Linked DNA regions of Homo sapiens: region 1 is linked to region 2. A link is an interaction called in ENCODE POLR2A ChIA-PET data of the cell type or tissue named here. Cell type or tissue: MCF 10A. All regions are shown on one strand.

The links. ChIA-PET counts read pairs that join two places held together with the same protein. Peaks named below come from ENCODE experiments on the same cell type or tissue, not always from the same donor. Only the 100,000 strongest peaks of a DNase experiment are listed, where the experiment ranks them.
Region 1: POLR2A ChIA-PET joins it to region 2 with 6 read pairs; 18 of 35 experiments call an interaction of 5 or more read pairs at or near these places.

The regions. Positions count from the first base shown.
Region 1 is chr4:86,926,653-86,929,152 of GRCh38, forward strand. The region is part of intron 2 of AFF1-AS1 (AFF1 antisense RNA 1); the gene reads right to left. It also overlaps a transcript of C4orf36 not described here. Among named protein-coding and RNA genes, the nearest start is that of AFF1-AS1, 6.9 kb to the right of the region's middle. In MCF 10A, no CTCF peak of the experiment used is centred here; DNase peaks (open chromatin) are centred at 569 and 1,409.
Region 2 is chr4:87,212,116-87,214,615 of GRCh38, forward strand. The region is part of intron 1 of KLHL8 (kelch like family member 8); the gene reads right to left. Among named protein-coding and RNA genes, the nearest start is that of KLHL8, 7.3 kb to the right of the region's middle. In MCF 10A, no CTCF peak of the experiment used is centred here; a DNase peak (open chromatin) is centred at 1,496.

The sequences.
Region 1 (2,500 bases), 290 kb before region 2:
ATTCTCAGGGTATGCTTACGTTATTGCTGTCAGGTGAGTCTGCCATACAGGGTCATTCTCTGGGTATACTTACGTTATTGCTGTCAGGTGCATCTGCCATACCGGGTCATTCTCAGGGTATGTTTATGTTATTGTTGTCACATGTGCCTGCCGTACAATCCTCCATATTTCTTTGATATGTTTTATGCATTATCATTTCCTGCTGGCTTTTCCATCTGTTTAGCTGTGAGTTTTTAGAGGAGGGCCTCAACAAACCATGGGAAACTACAACCTAACACCCACTTTTGTAAATAAAGTTTTGTTGGAATAATCATATTCATTCTCTATGTACTGCCTATGGCTGCCTTTGTGCTATAATAGCAGAGTTGAGTAGTTGTGACAGAGACCATGTGGCCCATAAAACTTAAAATGTTTACTATCTGGCCCTTTACAGAAAAAGTATGCCCACCCCCATTCTAGAAGATAGGAGTCATCTTGTTCTATTTTCCCTCCTAAGGGCCTAGAATGTACCCTGCCCAGGCTTGTTGAATGAATGAATACATGAATAAATAAGCTTCAAAGGACAGATATATCAAAAGGTGGAGGCCGGGCATGGTGACTCATGTGTGTAATCTCAGCACTTTTGGGAGGCTGAGGTGGGAGAATTGCTTGAACCCAGCATGGGCCACATAGCAAGATCCAGTCATGTGTTTTTGTTTTTGTTTTTGTTTTTATTACAGGTAGAACTAGAGCATTCTAGCTAAAGGGAACAGAAATAGAATAAGTAAATACGTACAAGTGAAAATCAAGGGCAGCTTTCCAGTAGAGCAAAATGTCTAGCAAAAGTGAAGTCAGAAAGACTGGTTTAAGAAATATTCTGGGGCCAGGCATGGTGACTCATGCCTGTAATCCCAGCACTTTGGGAGGCCGAGGCGGGTGGATCATGAGGTCAGCATTTCAAGACCAGCCTGGCCAAAATGCAAAATGGTGAAACCCTGTCTCTACTAAAAACACAAAAATTAGCCAGGCGTGGTGGTGGGCGCCTGCAATCCCAGCTACTCAGGAGGCTGAGGTAGAGAATTGCTTGAACCCGGGAGGTGGAGGTTGCAGTGTGCCGAGATCACGCCACTGCACTCCAGCCTGGGCAACAAGAGCGAGGCTCCATTTCAAAAAAAAAAAAAAATTCTGGAAAGCCTGGAGTCTAGAATGAGGAGTTGATACTGAATTCCCTTTGCAATTGCCACATATATCACATGACCAGAGGTATAATTAAGGAAGATTCATCTGAGAGTGGAGGTTGCTGTAATGGTGAAGTTCTAAAGAGCTGACTCAGAATGGTGATGGAAAGTTTCTGAGAGACAATGCAGCTGGGTGGAAAGAGATGGGCTTCACAGCCAAACATCTACAACCCAGCCCCACAACATCCCAACTGTGTGACGTTAGGCAGTTGCTCAATCTTTCTGATTCGTAGCTATTTGTCAAACATGGTGATTCAGTGAGGATCCAGTTACAAAAATAACACTCATGCCAGGTAGTTCAGTGGAGAAAATTTAATACTGAAAGACCCAAAAGGGGAAGGTGAGACTATTCAGGCATTAAGCAACTGCCACCCTAAGGTGGGGACTAAGGGAGAACTTAGTGTTACAGGAGCTCAGGAGGCAGGGCTGTTCATTGGGATCTGTAGAAGCTGGGGCTATGGGGGAGGTGCTGCCACTGGGCCAGAGCCATTGCCCAGAGCAGAGAAAGAAGAGAAATGCCCAGGAGTTGCCTCTCTTCCTGCCCTTCTATCTCCTCCCAGTGCCTTCCATTGGCCAAACCCACCCAGAAGCCAGTTTCCCAGCAAAGAAGCCCTGAAAAGGTGGTTTGGGAGAATCTACCCCGTGACTGAAGGCAGAGTAGAGGAAGGGCACCTAGACTAGACTAGACTAGATTTGAGGCAAACGAGCAGATGACCTGTGCCATCTATCTCTGACTTGGGGTTGTGTTGAAGCAGGCTGAGCTGACACTGTGGGCTTCCACGTAGTATACAATCAGTAAATGGTAAATGTTCTTTTTTTCTTTTTACATCTCCATCCTCATTTTTTACCATTCGTCCCCAAATTCAGACATATTGATGTCTTTTTAGTTTCTAAAGGTCACTATGAACTCTATGACTTTGGGACCTGTGGATATTTAACTCCCTCTGCCCACGAAGTTTCATGTCCCCGTTTGATCACACACATTTTCCCCAACTTCCTCTTTTCTTTTCTTCTTTCAAAAATTTTTTTTCTTCCTCCTTCCCTCTCCTTCTCTCTTCTCCCTCTTTTGTTTTAGAATTCATCTTAGTTACTACCTCTGCCAGGATGCCTTCCCCAAGTCCTTTAGTGTTTGTTGGATGTCCCTGTCTGTGCTCTGATAACCTCCTATGCTCTATCATGTGTGCCTCTAGCCTAGCACTGAGCAAGACATAGATTTATTTTTTCTTTCCGTATGAGTTTTCTGTCGCTGCATAACAAATTACCACAAACTCAGCAGTCTAAAA
Region 2 (2,500 bases):
AAATAAAATTGGTAGGGCTGTCAGGAAATAAACACTCTCACACTGCTGTTCATATAAGCCTTCCTAGGCTCCATTTAGCTAAGATATCCAAAATCTTTTTAATTTACGTGCCCTCTCATGTAACAGTTCCACCTTTTAAGAAATATCTTGATGACTTAGGCTGTGAGTTATACAACCTAGTAATTTTTTTTTGAAAACTGAAAAGCTAAAAACAACCAGTTACCAATGAGCTGGGAGGACTGCTTGAGCCTACCAGGAGTTCAAGACCAGCCTGAGCAACATAGTGAGAGCCAGTCTCGACAAAAGATCAAAAAATTAGCCAGGTGAGGTGGCTTGCACTTGTAGTCCCAGCTACTCAGGGGACTGAGGTAGGAGGATCATCTGAGCCCAGGGAGGTCAAGGCTGTAGTGAGCCATGATCTTGCCAGTGGACTCCAGCCTAAGCGACACAGTGAGACCTTATCTCAAAAAGAAAAAAAAAAATTTTCTTAACAATAGCATTTACAGTCTTTACAGTCATGTGCTGCATATCAGTGTTCTGGTCCACAATAGATGATGATGGTGACCAATGCATAGATGATAGTCTCATAAGATTATAACACTTTATTTTTGCTGTACCTTTTCTGTTTAGACACACGAATAGGTAACCACTGTGTTACAGTATTGACTATATTATTCAGCATGTTACTACATGCTGTATAGGTTTGTAACCCAGGAGCAACAGGCTACACCACAGAGCCTAGGTGTGTAGTAGGCTATACCACCTAGGTTTGTGTAAGTATACTCTATGACGTTTGCACAATGGCAAAATTGCCTATTAACATGTTTCTTAAGAGTGTATCCCCATCCTTAAATGACACACGCAATATTAGATACTACTATTATCAAAGCCTGCTTGTTAAATACTAATGTCATTTCTAGGGTCTATAAACAACATTTTCACTACACTGAATACTTTGTAAGATGTTTATTTTGGGATCTGTTTTATTAAAAAGGAATTCCTTTGACACCTTACAGTAATCATTTCCTTGTTTGAACTGGGCCACTTAGTTTATCACAATCATAGTGGTCTAAAAGTCTAGTATAAAGTATTAAAAGAAAGATCTTGAATTTTACCTAAATATGCGAACTACATGCATGAACCTTAACAGGGGCCTATATTACTCATTATTTTTATTTGAGAATGTCAGAGAAGTGACAGGGTTGTACTTAAGATAACAATGCCTACTAAAAAATTAATTTATCAATAATTTGTTGCCAAGTATCAAAGTATGGAATATTTCACACTGGATGTTTGAAACCAAACGAAAAGCACAAAGCTGAATTTACTACTTACTGAAGGGATAGCTATGCCATCCAGGCACGGTCCCTCTGAATAGAGCACATTGCTGAGCTTACATAGAGTTTAGGGGGTAGCATGGGATTCAGGGATTGGCAGACTTTCAGAGGCTTATTAACATAGTTACTGACATTAGATTACTACTAGCTACATTACTGGGAAGTTACCTAATCTCTCTGTGTCTCAATGTCTTTATTTTTAAAAGAACACAGCATGGCTGTGTTCCAATAAAACTTTGTTTACAAAAACAGGCAGCAAGCTTGGTTTAGCCTACAGGCAGTAGGTAATCAGTTTCCTTCTGGTTCAAAATTACAGTAGCACATTTTGCTATTTAAAATTATAGAAGCTGTTGCCTTGCTTTTGAGAGATATCTGTCAGCCATACGCGACACAAGGCACATAAACTGGCGGTTAGCAGCAGACACTTTAGAGCTAGACAGTTTTGGGATTCTGTGTTAATTGTGCAGCCTCGGGCAAGTTACTTAAAATTACTCTGAGCCTCAGCTCTAAGGTTGTTGTGATGGGTAAGTGAAGTAATTTATATAAAGTATTTAGCTCTGTATCTAGTACATAGTAAGATTCAATAAACAGATGTTATTACTTTTATAAATTATGTGATCCTGAGTCCTTGGTCAGGAACACAGTCCTGCAATCAACATTTTTTCCAGCAAAGAAATAAAATATGCTTTATAATGCTCTACATGAGATTGCAATTATTAGGAACCCACTATAGAAAAGATGGTAATACCCTAAGTCATCTTTTTTTTTTTAATGACAACAGCAAGCATTAATTGGGTGCTTCTATCTACTTATTAGTTGTATATTCATTGTATGATATTGGTTAAGTTACATAACGTTTCATTAGCTTTAGTTTCCTCATCTGTAAAAATGAGGAAAATAATAGTATCAACCTCATAGGATTGCTATAAAACTTAAATGAGTTAACAAACTGGCACATAACAGATATATATATATATATATATATATATATATATATATATATATATAATTGTCATCATGAGTTAAATACTTACATGTATTCATTTCAATCCTTGGGATAACTCAAAGAGGTAAAATTCCTATTTTTTTGCAGTTTTGGATAATGAGGCCCAGAGAAGTTAAGACACCTAACCAAGGTCTCATAGCTATGAAGTGCAATGTCG